2 separate regions of the Homo sapiens genome follow, and region 2 is linked to region 1. Evidence: read pairs that join two places in POLR2A ChIA-PET (ENCODE). Cell type or tissue: B cell. All regions are shown on one strand.

What was found. ChIA-PET counts read pairs that join two places held together with the same protein. Peaks named below come from ENCODE experiments on the same cell type or tissue, not always from the same donor. Only the 100,000 strongest peaks of a DNase experiment are listed, where the experiment ranks them.
Region 2: POLR2A ChIA-PET joins it to region 1 with 5 read pairs; 2 of 35 experiments call an interaction of 5 or more read pairs at or near these places.

The regions. Positions count from the first base shown.
Region 1 is chr1:203,824,929-203,832,928 of GRCh38, forward strand. ZBED6 (zinc finger BED-type containing 6) reads left to right here. Exons shown (of 17, transcript NM_001395895.1): 4 at 3,371-3,494; 5 at 4,523-4,726; 6 at 4,852-4,968; 7 at 5,195-5,275; 8 at 6,733-6,843. ZC3H11A (zinc finger CCCH-type containing 11A) reads left to right here. Exons shown (of 18, transcript NM_001376342.1): 5 at 3,371-3,494; 6 at 4,523-4,726; 7 at 4,852-4,968; 8 at 5,195-5,275; 9 at 6,733-6,843. Among named protein-coding and RNA genes, the nearest start is that of SNRPE, 33 kb to the right of the region's middle. In B cell, no CTCF peak of the experiment used is centred here; no DNase peak of the experiment used is centred here.
Region 2 is chr1:205,616,447-205,624,446 of GRCh38, forward strand. ELK4 (ETS transcription factor ELK4) reads right to left here. Exons shown (of 5, transcript NM_001973.4): 2 at 7,230-7,445; 3 at 3,520-4,392; 4 at 2,511-2,627; 5 at 1-198. The coding sequence starts at 7,436. The coding sequence ends at 100. Among named protein-coding and RNA genes, the nearest start is that of ELK4, 12 kb to the right of the region's middle. In B cell, no CTCF peak of the experiment used is centred here; no DNase peak of the experiment used is centred here; H3K27ac peaks cover 2,493 bases.

The sequences.
Region 1 (8,000 bases):
TAGCCGGGCATGGTGACACGTGCCTATAATCCCAGCTACTCGGGAGGCTGAGGCAGGAGAATTGCTTGAACCCTGGAGGTGGAGGTTTCAGTGAGACAAGATTGTGCCACTGCACTCCAACCTGGGCAACAGAGCGAGACTCCGTCTCAAAAAAAAAAAAAAAAAAAGAAAATAGATGTTAGATAAGCTTTGTTCAAGTGTGAGTTACAGTGCTATTTGTCTTGCGTTTCATATTAATGAATGAACAATATTAAATGCACCCAAAACAAAGTTATGTATTGATTAGTTGATGAAAATGTGACCAGAGGCCCACAGGAACCCAACTCTATTTCCCTTAGGAATAATGGTTTAGTATTTACTAATTCAGTGTTCCAAGTGACTTTATAGAACATAACTACTGCAAATAATGAGAATCAACTGTTTTATCTTTGGATCATGTGCTGTATTACTGTTAAAAATGTGAAGACATAATTATGTAGGAGAAATATTACTGTGGAGGATTTTTTTTTTTTTTTTTTTTTTTTGAGGTGGAGTCTCACTCTGTCACCCAGGCTGGAGTGCAGTGGCTCCATCTTGGCTCACTGAAACTTCCACCTCCCGGGTTCAAGTGATTCTCCTGTCTCAGCCTCCCGCATAGCTGGGACTACAGGCGCCCTCCACCATGCCCAGCTAATTTTTGTATTTTTTAGTAGAGACGGGGTTTCACCATATTGGTCAGGCTCCTGACCTCAGGTGATCAACCCACCTTGGCCTCCCAAAGTGTTGAGATTACAGGCGTGAGCCACCACGCCTGGCATGTGGAGGATATTACTAAGGAAAAATGTACAGAATTACATGGAATACCTTTCTTTTTAGTATGCATATAGTCACTTGTGATTTTTTTTTTACAAGTAAAAACTCATACCAAAATAAGTGATTCTCTGGGTAATAGCATAATTGGCATTTATTTCCATTTTCCAAGTTGTCTTCGTTGCACATATATTACTTTTCAATTAGAAACAAAATCTAGCAAATGTATTAAACAGATCAAATAAATGTCATGTGACTTCTGTGTATAGAAGATACTGTTACAGAAGTCATTCAGTAATTTGAAAATTGCTTCCAGGAAAGATGTAAAATTTAAGCAAAGGTAGGCTTAGGAACAAGGAAGATTGGCATTAGGTTCTGCCTTGAGAAAGGAAGAATTGAATAATTGTTATTCCTGTCTAAAAAACAGTGGTAGCTATTACATCTACCTTTCGGGTGTGACAGAGGACTAATAAATTCTTCCTAGTTCTTTGAAAGTAACGGTATTTGCTGTACTTTTATTTTTACTTTATTTTTACTGCTCCTTGTGGAGCAGGGCCACTCTATAGGTAGTGTGCCCACAGTAGCCTATACTTTTAAAAAATATTATACTTTTAGAAAATATCAATAATATTAAAATTAATAAATAAATATTGATTAATAATAATTAATTCTTTTTAAAAATTATACTTTAAAAATATTAATAGGTAATTATGCATATGACATAAACTTAGAACATAGTTTTAAAAAACTGATTTTGCCAAATCACCTTTCAGAGATGTGGAGCAAATTTACATTTCCATTATGTGTTTGAGACTGCCTGATTCTTCCACGTCCCTGAAAACAGTGTATAATTGAATTTTATCACTCTCTCAATATAGTAGATTTTGACCTTTGCCCTTTTTGATACATTTAAGCATCTTTTTGTAATGGTTATTGTTTCTCTGTCTCTCTTCTCCATATTCTTAAATTTCAATGCTGGTGTTTTTTCCTGGAATTTTAAACCATAGGCTGTTTATGATGATTAGAGATTCGACATAATGCAGTTCATCGGAGGTTAGTTAGTTTTTGGGAGTACTTCTCATATCTTTTTTCCCCCTTTTTTGAACTATTAAAATGTATCTAGAAAAGTGCAAAATCGTAATCTTACAACTTGAAGAATTTTCATAGAGTGATTATACTTACTTGATCAGCACCTAGTTCAAGAAATAGAGTATTAGCAGTAATCTATCTTCCCCTTCATCCCCTTGTTACTAACCACATCCCCAAAGCTGATCAGCATCCCAACTACTCTACCATGGAGAAGTTTTGACTGTTTTCATCTTTTCATAAATGGAATGGTATAGTATGCACTCTTGTGTCTGGCTTCTTTCATTTCACATCTGTGGCATTGAGTATAGCAATGGTTTATTCCTTCTCATTACTAGATGATATTCTGTTGTACGAATACTTTACAGTTTCTTTATCCATTCTAGTATTGATGTACACATGGGTTTGCAAAATTATAGAGCTATTGAAAATAATATTGCTGTGAACATTGCTTATACACAGCTGTTGGAGAACTAATGTATATATTTTTCTAGGACATACATCCTATGATTCAGCAGTTTATTCTATTCTAGATGCACAGGTATTCTTTTTTTTTTTTTTTCTCCCAATTTTCCTTTATAAAAGTAAGGTGACTGGCCGGGTGCGGTGGCTCACACCTGTAATCCCAGCACTTTGGGAGGCTGAGGCGGGCGGATCACGAGGTCAGGAGATCAAGACCATCCTGGCTAACATGGTAAAACCTCTTATCTACTAAAAATACAAAAAAAATTAGCCGAGTGTGGTGGCAGGCACCTGTAGTCCCAGCTACTCTGGAGGCTGAGGCAGGAGAATGGCGTGAACCCGGGAGGCGGAGCTTGCAGTGAGCGGAGATCGCGCCACTGCACTCCAGCCTGGGTGACAGAGCAAGACTCTGTCTCAAAAAAAAAAAAAAAGTAAGGTGACTTGGGAAGGATACCTAACATCCTTAGTGTGTTGTTATAGGTGCCTTACTTTGAGAATTCATGAATGGGAAGAATTTTCTCAAACCCTTGAACTCTCAGCTTCAAGTAATAACTGCAGTTTATTGAGTTTGACCTATGTGCTTAGTGCTTTATATACATTATTTTATGTACTCTTCATAAGAAACCATTTATTCCCGTTTTATAGCTAAGGAAAGTGAGGCTTAGAGGCATGAATTATCCAAGGCCACCTGGCCAATAAGTAACATAATAGAGATTCAGACCGTTATCTTTGATTTCATAAACTTAAACTACTGTATCATCCTGCTTCTCTAAATTAAGTGTAGACATTTTAGGGGTTCCAGGATGAGGGTAAAAAGGGAAAGAATAACATAAACTACTCTCCTGCTCCATTCAGCTCTCCATCATGCCTAAGTTATGTTATTTTCAGCAATCTCTCTTCCTTCTAAAAATCATCTCATCTCACATGCCTCGGATTTTTGAACCCTGTATGAACTTTGTCTAGAAAACAAACTGCCACATGAATATACGTATCACTGTTTTATTTGAAAGCAATGTGTTTTTCCCTCTTACAGAAAAAACGCAGTGAAATTCCTTGTTATTGGGAAAATCAGCCAACAGGATGTCAAAAATTAAACTGCGCTTTCCATCACAATAGAGGACGATATGTTGATGGCCTTTTCCTACCTCCGAGCAAAAGTGAGATCAGTTTTTAATTTTAAAAGAATATCAAATGAACACCTATTATGCACACTGTACAACAGTACTTTTCAGACATTGACTCCTTTCAGTCTTGTGAAACAGCAGAATTATTTCCACTTTACAGATAAGTGAACTGAATCTTATTAAGGTTAAATGATTTATCCTTGGCCTTAGAACCATTATATATCTTGGCATGCCATTTAAGTTATTATACTTACTTCATTTCTCATATTCTTATCAGACCCATAAACGTTTTCAAAATAAATTTGATTTTCTAGGTCAAAGGTTGGCAAAACTGGTCCTCTGCCTGTTTTGTAAAATAAGTTTTATTGGAATATAGCCTTGCCCATTCATTTACATATTTTCTATTATCAGTTTTGTGCTAGTGCTATAGAATTGAGTAGTTGAGACAGAAACCATATGGCCCACAAAGCCTAAATTATTAACTGGCTCTTTACAGAAAATATTTGCCAACCCTACTCTAGACTATAATCTAAAATAAAACTAAAAAGCTAGTGGTTATTCCCAAAGTTCATTTTAAAGTAATTTAAAAGTGGAATTGGCCATTTAAAAGCCACAGTTGCTACGTGATTAAAATTTGATGGCTACATCTTTTTACCTCAATTTAAGGGAAAAAAGTAGACTTATTCCTTTCTGGTTTGGTTCAAGTAAGTGTCATATGCTTGGGTCTTAGAAGCTACTTCTTTGCTGAGCAAAAAGCCTAGAATTGCAGTATTAAAATTAAAGGTCTAGAATTTGTGAACAGGTACTATGCTTCTTCTAGTCTTCTGTTGATTCTGTTTTGAGTGCCCACTTTGTGTTTATGTACAGTGGAGAGTTAGTGGAGAGTTAATTAGGTAAAAGCACATCTTTTCCCTCCCTGGGACTTTAGAACTTAAATGAGGAAATTTAGTATAAATGCTCATAAGACAAATACACTATAGTTTTCATAGGTGGTCAGGAATTTTTGGTAAGTTGGGGTTGTATCTTCTGTTTTTAATTTATGACTGATTTTGTGCGTTTAGCTGTGTTGCCCACTGTGCCTGAGTCACCAGAAGAGGAAGTGAAGGCTAGCCAACTTTCAGTTCAGCAGAACAAATTGTCTGTCCAGTCCAATCCTTCCCCTCAGCTGCGGAGCGTTATGAAAGTAGAAAGTTCCGAAAATGTTCCTAGCCCCACGCATCCACCAGTTGTAATTAATGCTGCAGATGATGATGAAGATGATGATGGTAAGTTCTGTCTGGCTCCTTCTTTAAGGCAAATAAATAGGGTCTCATAGTGAATTGGGCAGAATCAGGATTAAAGCTATAGGCGTATTTTTAATTGTGAATTTGCCTTAAATGTTGATATATAGATCAGTTTTCTGAGGAAGGTGATGAAACCAAAACACCTACCCTGCAACCAACTCCTGAAGTTCACAATGGATTACGAGTGACTTCTGTCCGGAAACCTGCAGTCAATATAAAGCAAGGTAAGAAGAGGCTAGATTGGTGCCTCTTATAGCACTGTTGAAACTACCTTTGAAATTTAGTTCACAATCATTGACCTCCCTCTTCTTTTTCCCATGCTACACGCATACTTACCTATACTTAGTTTCTGTTGATCATTTATTCAAAAATAAATGCCTGCTATGTACAGATAAAATACAAAGATGAAAAGGCTCCCGTTCCTCATAAAATTTCTATTTGAATTTTCAGGTGAATGTTTGAATTTTGGAATAAAAACTCTTGAGGAAATTAAGTCAAAGAAAATGAAGGAAAAATCTAAGAAGCAAGGTGGTAAGTCATCACGTTTTGGCATGGATAGTTGTATGTTGCTAGGGAAGAATACTAAGGACGCTTCTAGAAGCAACAGCCAAAATGAGCAAATAGATTTTCATTTCCATGGCCTGTTTGAAGTAAAACACAGACTTATTTAAATTGTGGTTGCTTTTAATTCACTGCAGCTGTGTTTCAGTCCCTAACTTTTCAGAGCTGGGTACAATAAAGAATCTGAAAGAACTTGTATATCTTGAAAAATATAGCTCTGAAGAACATCATATAAGAACTATATTAATTCTGTAAGTTCTTATAGTGGTTAAAAAGAAATTATATTAAGAGAGGAAAGGCTGGGCGTGGTGGCTCACGCCTGTAATCCCAGCACTTTGGGAGGCCGAGGAGGGCGAATCATGAGGTTGGGAGATCCAGACCATCCTGGCCAACATGGTGAAACCCCGTCTCTACTAAAACAAAAAATTAGCCAGGCGGGGTGGCATGCACCTGTAGTCCCAGCTACTCGGGAGGCTGAGGCATGAGAATTGCTTGAACCCAGGAGGCAGAGGTTGCAGTGAGCTGAGATCGCACCATTGTATTCCAGCCTGGCGACAGATCAAGACTCTGTCTCAAAAAAGAAAAAAAAGGAAAAACGTCATTTTCTAGTAGAAGAGTTCTTCCTCAAGAGCTGCTAGGATTTTCTTCTGGAGCTTACGTCAGCCTGATTGCTCTGTATTTCCAACCCCCAATTTTTTTTTTTTTTTTTTTTTTTTTTTTTTTTTTTTTTGAGACAGAGTTTTGCTTTTGTTGCCAGGCTGGAGTGCAATGGCGCAATCTTTGCTCACCACAACCTCCACCTCCCAGTTCAAGCTATTCTGCTGCCTCAGCCTCCTGAGTAGCTGGGATTACAGGCATGCGCCACCACGCCTGGGTAATTTTGTATTTTTGGTAAAGACAGGGTTTCTCCATGTTGGTTGGGCTGGTCTCGAACTCCCAACCTCAGGTAATCCACTGCGCCCAGCCCCCAGCCTTAAAATTTATAGTGTGAAGTGTAGTATATATAGAGAGAAATGGTTCTAAAAACCTTCTTTTAAGGCTTGCTTTATAGCAACCTTGGAGTTGTGTTTTCAGATGATTAAATAGAATAGGTTGGATTGATACACCTGATGGCTAGTGTACCTCTGAGGTTAATTTTAGAATAATACTAGCTTTATTGGTAAATATTAGCCTTATTGGTAAATAAAAGTAGTTTGGGTGCCTAAGTCACTCAAAATAATTTTATATTTTGTTTTCACATCATGCCCAAGGCTCCCCTCACCACTACTCCATTTGACTGTAGGCAAACAGATACAGAAAGGCTGATTGGCTTATAGTCATAATATCAGTCTGTATTGGACTTAACTGGTTACAAAAACAAATTTTTTGACTTGGGATAGCATTATTTTCCATAAATTATTTGCTGTTCTTTGACTTGCCTTATTCAGAGGGTTCTTCAGGAGTTTCCAGTCTTTTACTCCACCCTGAGCCCGTTCCAGGTCCTGAAAAAGAAAATGTCAGGACTGTGGTGAGGACAGTAACTCTCTCCACCAAACAAGGTAAGGTATAGATAGGTCTTAGAGTTGTCAAGCCTCTACTTTTATATAATTGGGAATGCAAAATCCTTGGGTATCTTTTACCTTTGATGAATTTTCAGGAATTTGTTAGTATGCTGATGAGATAATCTAAAGATGAAAAGTTGGTACATTCAACTCTAATATTTAAAAGGTTGAAATTCTTTGTCAAGCAGCCCTCACATATATTTTTCCATTTACTGTTTATATCCACTCAATACATTTATTGGCTTCCCATGTGACTAAAGAATAATAGGTATATATAATAAAGTTTTTTATTTATTTCTTTGAGACAGAGTTGCACTCCTGTTGCCTAGGCTGGAGTGCAATGGCATGATCTCAGCTCACCGCAGCCTCCGTCTTCTGGGTTCAAGCAATTTTCGTGTCTCGGCCTCCCAAGTAGTTGGGATTATAGGCATGTGCCACCAAGCCCGGCTGATTTTTTTGTATTTTTAGTAGAGACGGGGTTTCTCCATGTTGGTCTGGCTGGTCTCAAACTCCCGACCTCAGGTGATCCGCCCGCCTTGGCCTCCCGAAGTGCTGGGATTACAGGTGTGAGCCACCGTTCTTGGCCATTAATTTTTTTTTTTTTTAGATGGAGTCTTGCTCTGTCGCCCAGGCTAAAGTGCAATGGTGCGATCTCCACTCACTGCAACCTCCGCCTCCCAGGTTCAAGTGATTCTCCTGCTTCAGCCTCCCCAGTAGCTGGGATTATAGGCACCCGCCACCACGCCTGGCTAATTTTTGTATTTTTGGTAGAAACGGGGTTTCACCATGTTGGCCACACTGGTCTTGAACTGCTGGCCTCAAATCATCTGCCTGCCTCAGCCTCCCAAATTGCTGGGATTATAGGTGTTAGCCACCACACCCGGCCTGTAACGAAGTATTTTCACTTAATAATTTTAAGCCTAATAAGGAATTATAGATATAGATATATTTAAATGTTTGTGCAATTCAAACAACAAAGAATTAGAAGAAAGAGAGCTCACTTCTTCCTGAGGTGATCAGAGATAGTTATATTGGACAGTTAACATCGGAGTAGAGTACAGTTTCATTCAACATATCAAAGTGCATAAGCAAAAGGATAGTTTCAGCTTTATAACCAATTGGTTAAGAATACAATCTGTCTTATACTCGACTGC
Region 2 (8,000 bases), 1.8 Mb after region 1:
TATCAGCATTGTAGAACTATCAATTGCTCACTTCAAATGCAATCATGTTGAATGTCTGTTTCTTCGTTCCTCGGTTCTCTCATTCCACAAGTGCATAGGTTATGTCTTCTGTAGGTCTGGGGAAAATGGGCCAGGGGTGGAAGGTCCATCCAGCCCAGACAGAGTGAATGGCCCATGACTGTTCAGTACAGAAGGAAACTGAGAAAGAAAACAAAACACATTATCATCCTATTACTCAACCCCAACTTTTACTTTCTATCCTACTCTATTACCTGAGGCAAAACACAACAGCCTTCTGTAATGGCTCACAGGACAAAGGCAGTGGCTGTTTATCATGAAAGAATATGATGTCATAACAAAAACTAGAAACAAAAATCTTTTGTCCTAACATATTAAATATTAACATTCTCCAACTTACCTCAATGGAGTAGAAACAAAGAACAACCTGTACCCTCCTTCATATCCTAAGGTACACAGGTTTACAATTAACCTCAAATGAAGGTTTTAGAAAGTTCAAGTAAATGACAATATGCACTACAGAGTGTAATTCAATTATGGAGCAAATCATAAACCCTCAAAAAGAGATCCAGAAAGGTATAAATAGCACTCATCCTAGAAAAGGGTTCCCCATCAAGTATTCTGAGGCCAGCTCTACAGGGAGATTCCAGGCTGAAGCTACAGGAGCACTATGACTTTGCTTAAGGTCTCAGCTGACTCTATAACTCAATTATCTGCTCATGTGTGGCAATGAAAAAAAATATGAAAAATTCTCAACTTTTTTTTCTATTCAATAATTTTAAACGTTGGCAAAAAATAAAAAGCAGAGAGATTTTTAATTTTCCTCTTTTTCCCTACCATTTCATTTCTAAAAGAATGAGAAGTTAAATTACAAAATATAAGAAAATCAGAGATAGTCAACCATGAATAAGTAAATGAATTGACTCCAAGAAAGTCTTTAAGTTATAACATCTAAGTGTTTTGGGCAAAATAATGGCTAAACCCATTAGGAATGGCAAGAACTTTCCTAACGTCTTGGTGAAGAGATAATATTCATTTTTTTAAAAATGTACATATAAAATGTTGATAAATTATCAATTCTGACTGAGGGAGAAATGGGACTGTTTGATATACCATTTTCAAGACCTTTCTCTATTAAAAAAAAAAAAATGCTTGGGCCGCGTGCAGTGGCTCATGCCTGTAATCCCAGCACTTCGGGAGGCTGAGGCGGGCGGATCACCTGAGGTCAGGAGTTTGAGACCAGCCTGATCAACATGAAGAAACCTCGTCTCTACTAAAAATACAAAATTAGCCTAGCATGGTGGCACATGCCTATAATCCTGGCTACTCGGGAGGCTGAGGCAGGAGAACCGCTTGAACCCAGGAGGCAGAGGTTGCAGTGAGCTGAGATCGTGCCATTGCATTCTGGCCTGGACAACAAGAGCAAAACTCCGCCTCAAAAAAAAATTTTTTTTAATCTTTAATTAAAAGAGGGAACCTATGTGCAGAGATCCCCCATATATGTGTGTGTGTGTGTGTGTGAGAGAGAGAGAGAGCAAGAGAGAGAGAGAGAGTGTGTGTGTGTGGATTTTGTTTTTTTGAGACAAGGTCTCACTGTGTCACCCAGGCCGGAGTGCAGCGGTGCCATTATAGCTCACTGCAGCCTTGATCTACTGGGCTCAAGCGGTCCTCCCACCTCAGCCTCCCAAGTAGCTCTAGGGGCCACAGGCACGTGCTACCATGCCTAACTTAATTTTTTTTATTTCTAGTACAGACAAGGTCTCCTTAGGTTGTCCAGGCTGGTCTCAAACTCCTGAGCTCAAGCAATCTTCCTGCCTCGGCCTACCAAAGCGCTGGGATTACAGGCATGACACACACACTGCCTGGCCCATTTTTTTTTTTTAAATAGAGAATTTCTAGTGACAAAAACTTGGGGTAGGCTCTAAATCTCCTACAGTATTGAACAATTCTTGGTCTAACTCAAATGTATGTAATAGTAAATAATGAAAATGAAACTTTGCTATATTTATTCAAGCTGTTTGCCAGCTAGAAAATTAATATTTGGAAATTCAAAAATAAATCTAAAGAATATTCATTGGGCAGGGCACAATGGCTCATGCCTGTAATCCCAACACTTTGGGAGGCCAAGGTGGGCGGATCACCTGAGGTCAGGAGTTGGAGACCAGTCTGGACAACATGGTCAAACCCTGTCTCACTAAAAACACAAAAATCAACCAGACGTGGTGTTGCACACCTGTAATCTTAGCTACTCCGGAGGCTGAGGCAGGAGAATCGCTTGAACCTGGAAGGTGCAGGTTGCAGTGAGCTGAGATTATGCCACTGCACTCCAGCCTGGGTGACATGGTGAGGACTCCATCTCAAAAAAATAAAAAAAGAATATTCATTAAATAGAAGTTTTATAATGATTAAACTGAATAGTGGGACCCTGCCTTTTTGCCTCTTTCTTCATTTAACATGCTCCAACTACAGAAGACAGATATTTATAAAATTACCTGGAAAAGTGTGTTAGCACCTTGCAGTCTGGCTGGACTTAGGGGAGCAACAGGACTGAGAGTACTCCAGAAGTGGATACTGGAGAGCAAGGGGCTTGGAGTCAGTATGATGGGTGTCTGCAATACACAAAGCAAAAATATTCACTGACTGACTTACCAGGATGTTTTATCCTTGAAACAGCACACAAATAACCCAAACCTAAATATTGCCCTATCCTCCACTCCAAATATCTCCAAGTCTGAAATATTATCATGACAAAACTCAAAAATTATTTTTACAAACTAAGAGGGATAAAGGTGATAATAACTACTTAAAATTTTTTAAATTTTTATTTCAATAGTTTTTGGGGGTACAAGTGGTTTTTGGTTACATGGATGAGTTCTTTGGTGGTAAATTCTGAGATTCTGGTGCTCAACCTCTTTTTAAGCCAACATTTATAAAGTCTTTTCCAAATAGAAAAACCAACCTGAATTCAGGTACAGAGGAATAATGGGTAACCAAGACACCAGCATGTTTGTTTTTTTTTAATAATGAGGTGTGTGAAAAATCTACTAAAATGTTCTATGAGATGAGCAAGTTAATAAATAGCTAAAGTAACTGTACCAACTTGTTACTCAACATCACACCAGTCATTTTTCTTATGGTTCTCAGGACCTACTGTTTTCTAACTTGAGATTATCACTGTTTGTTTTATAAGACACCAACGAGTTTTATAAGACCGAGAGAGAGCGAGAGAGTGTGTGTACTTTCTTTAGGAGGAAATAGAAAAATCAAAATATTTATTTACTTGTAGAACAATGAATTTTTTAAGAAAATACTCCAAACTTTCTATTTTAGCAATCCTAATTAAGATGAGAAATGGGGTAACTTTCACATGACAGTCACACATAACCTTTCTAAGACAAACCTAAGTAACAGAAAGCAAACTTGAGTGTATAAATTCTGGATTTGCTTAAAAGGGCAAATAAATGAAAGCAATGGTGACACCATAAAGAGCGAGCAAGCTACCTGTGAAAAAAATGCTGGTGTAAGAGAAGCTGTAGGGAGAGATGGGCTCAGTATTCCCAGTGGGCTTGGATCACTGCTCGTGATCACAAGGGTGGGTGCCAGTTCTAACCCTTTGGGTTTCTTGGATCTTGATGAATTATTTACTTTGTCCTTTTCTAGCAAGACTGAATCCTGGTCTTTAGGCTCCAGTGACAAATTCTCTGGAAGTTCCATTGGCTGAGAAGCCACTGAATCAATGTCTGTGTCGATGTCTGGGTGAGAACTCAGTGGTGGTGAAGGTGTTCTGGGAGGTTCCTGCAAAGGGGGTATGGACGAAATGGGTGGTGTGGTGGCAAAAGCAGTCATTACGTTAGAGGCAGAGGTTGGGGCTTCCAGGGAAGGCAGTTTTGGGGAAACCAATGTCTCCAAAGCTTGGATAGTTTCTTCTGAAGATGGAGAAATACTTGGGCCAATTGAAATGGTGGCAGCAACAGGTTCAACCGGTGGCTTTTTGGAAGGTGTCGTGACAAATTTGATGACAGATGGTGTGGGCTCCTGAGGAGATTTTTTCTCTGCCAGTTTCTCGGCTGGATTCTCAGTCTTTATCAATTTGAAAAGCTTTACATTGGAGGAGTTCAAAGAGTTGAGAGTAAATGAAGAATATAAGCCAGAGTGTATGTAGTCATTGCGGCTAGAGGTCTTGGCACCAGGCTGAGGTGGTTTATCTTTCCCTCCATTCTCCACATCTTTGGAACTGCTGCTGACTTCACTGAAGTTTAAACTTTCACAGTCACCCTCAATCCTGCCCACTGTCATTGGATCCATGTTCAAAATCTCTGGATAAGAGACAAACTTGTACACAAACTTCTGACCATTCACTTTTTTGATGATATTCTGTAGGTTAAAAAAAAAAGCATTTTTATCCTTTCTTATAAACTTATATCCCATAGTTCATGAAAAAGCTGGCATCGGCCAGGCACAGTGGCTCATGCCTGTAATCCCAGCACTTTGGAAGGCCGAGGAGGGCGGATCACGAGGTCAGGAGATTGAGACCAGCCTGGCCAACATGGTGAAACCCCGTCTCCACTAAAACAGAAAAAATTTGCAGGGCATGGTGGCGTGCGCCTGTAGTCCCAGCTACTCAGGAGGCCGAGGCAGGTGAATCCCTTGAACCCGGGAGGCGGAGGTTGCAGTGAGCCAAGATCACACCACTGCACTCCAGCCTGGTGACAGAGCAAGAGTCTGTCTTAAAAAAAAAAAAAAAAAAAAAAAAAAGAAAAAGCTGGTAATGAGGTTCTCCATTTTAGAAGTAGACATCACTTACTTAAAACTTTCAAAATCACCTAAATTCATCTAGCCATACCAAACACAGTCCCTACTATTATGGAGAAGTTAAGGCAAGAACATTTAAATGTCTTATTAACAACTGAACTAATATGTTACATAAAAACTGAAGGATTTTAATTGCTTACCACTCTCAACCAAATATCTGTGCAGATTAGAACTCCCTGAACTGCAGTCTCAAACAATTCCAAAGGTATAAGCCATACACATCCTGAGTAAGCAAAAAGGAATTTATTTACTTATTTTTTTGAGATGGAGTCTCACTCTGTCACCCAGGCTGGAGTGCAGTGGTGTGATCTCAGCTCACTGCAACCTCTGCCTCCTGGGTTCAAGCAATTCTCCTGCCTCAGCCTCCCAAGTAGGTGGGATTATAGGCACACATCACCATGCCCAGCTAATTTTGTATTTTTAGTAGAGATGGGGTTTTGCCATGTTGGCCAGGCTGGTCTTGAACTCCTGACCTCAACTGATCCACCCACCCCGGCCTCCCAAAGTGTTGGGATTACAGGCGTGAGCCACCGCGCCCGGCTGTGAAAAAGGAATTTAGAACATAGTATCTGTTAAGGTTCTTACTTCCTTCAGAAATTCCAGTTTATCTCCAGACAGGAAAGCTGGTAAGATCAACCACTTAATGGTGAAAGAGCCCTGCACAGTGGCTCACGCCTGTAATCCCAGCACTCTGGGAGGCCAAGGCAGGTGGACTGCCTGAGGTCAGGAGTTCAAGACCAGCCTCCCGTAGAGATGGTGAAACCCCATCTCTACCAAAAATACAAAAATTAGCCAGGTGTGGTGGTGCATGTCTGTAGTCCCAGCTACTCGGGAGGCTGAGGCAGGTGAATCACTTGAACCTGGGAGGCAGAAGTTGCAGTGAGCTGAGATCACGCCACTGTGTTCCAGCCTGGGCAACAGAGCAAGACTCCGTCTCAAACAAACAAACAAAAAAAAGTGAAAGAAATTAAGATCTCAGCAATTTTAACTAAAAAACCAACTCTGTGTATAAACAGCTACTACTTAAGGTATAAGGTTTTAATTTGTGTTCCCTGGGTTAAACTAAAACTAAAAATTAAGATATAAAACGTATATATGTAGATATATGTGTGTGTGTATATGTACATATATGACTTTTCTCCCCAACAAGACAGGGTTCTCATGGAGTGCAGTGGTGTGTGATCATGGCTCACTGCAGCCTCAACCACTTGAGCTTAAGTGATCCTCCTGCCTCAGCCTCCTGGGCACTGGGACTACAGGTGTACACCACCGCGCCACACTGTTTTTTGTAGAGACGGGGTCTCCCTGTGTTGCCCAGTCTGGTCTCAAATTTCTGGGCTCAAGTGATCCTCCTGCTGCAGCCTCCCAAAGTGCTGGCATTACAGGCATGAGCCACTACTCCAGGCTTCACAATTTTTAAAGTAAATTATGACACACATGAGAATATTTACTTATCCTCAAGAATCTCAAATTGCCTTTGTCATATTCCAATTCTGTACATATTTTTTCTTTTAAAGACAACTGTAATTAGGAATAAAATATGTGTAATGGGAGTAAGTTAATAAATAAAATCTGGGGCAGCTGGCTGTGATGGCTCACGCCTATAATCCCAGCACTTTGGGAGGCCAAGGCAGGTGGATCACCTCAAGTCAGGAGTTCAAGACCAACTTGGCCAACATGGTGAAACCCCACCTCTACTAAAAAAATAAACAAATAAATAAATAATAAAAAATTAGCTGGGCGTGGTGGTGGCCACCTGTAATCCCAGCTACTTGGGAGGCTGAGACAGGAGAATAGCTTGAACCCTGGAGGCAGAGGTTGCAGTAAGCCAAGATCGCACCATTGCACTCCAGCCTGGGCGACAGAGTAAGACTCCGTCTCAAAAAAAAAAAAAAAAAAGAAGAAGATTTGGTAGAGATTCAGCCGGAACATTTATACCTTGTATCCTAATTCCAAACTGCTGAAGCTACAAAATACACTGGATTAAAATAAACTAGGAAATTGGTATCTATAACCTCAACAGAAAACAAGGAATCTTTTTTTTTTTTTTTTTGAGACGGAGTCTCACTGTCACCCAGGCTGGAGTGCAATGGCACAATCTTGGCTCACTACAACCTCCGCCTCCCGGGTTCAAACGATTCTCCTGCCTCAGCCTCCTGAGTAGCTGGGATTACAGGTGCCCACCACCACGCCCAGCTAACGTTTTTTTTGTATTTTTGGTAGAGACAGGGTTTCACCACATCGGTTAGGCTGGTCTTGAACTCCTGACCTCAGGTGATCCACCCTCCTTGGCCTCCCAAAGTGCTGGGATTACAGGCGTGAGCCACTGTGCCCAGCCAAGAAGGAATCGTTCTTGTCTGGAGGTTCTCTGTATAGTATAAGATCAGGATGTGTACTACCTTTACATAATAGTATCTGAGGGCTCGGCTGAGTTTGTCATAATTCATGTTAGGCTTGTTCTTGCGAATCCCCCAGAGACGAGCCACCTCTTCTGCCTGCAAAAGCTTAAACTGCCCATCATTAGAGGTCCAACAGATCATGTGCTTGTTCTGAGGCTTCTGCAGGAGCTGAAGAAGGAACTGCCACAGGGTGATAGCACTGTCCATAGCAATGAGCTGAAAGAATATAGATAAGATATGTGATAATATTAACAGCCAACACCTATTTAACACTGTATGTCATGCACTGTTTTAAGTGCTCTAAATGTATTAATTCATCCCCACATTTCTATAAGGTAGATACTACTGCATCCTCATTTTACGTAAGAAAAAACTGATTCATAAGAGGGTTAAGGAACTTGTACAACATCACACAAGTAAACGGTGAAGCTAAGATCTAAGCCCAGGCAATCTGGACCCAGAATCCAAACTCTTAAGGATGCCACGCTGCTTAAGAAATGTCTTAAGCAACAAGCAACTTGCAAGGAGGATAAAGCTAGTTCCCTAAATTATAGGAAAAAACAATGATTGTCAATCACTAGTGACTGTCAATCACTGTTGTTAAATTTGAATCCTAAAATCTCATTGCTGTATTCTCTCAGGAGACCACCATTCCAGCATCTGTCTAAATCAACCCGGTTTGGTTATCTGCCTGTGAGTGTATGTGTTTGTGTCTATCTCAGGGTGGCCCAGGGACTGAGGTGTAGGGAATAATCTACTTTTGCTCCAACT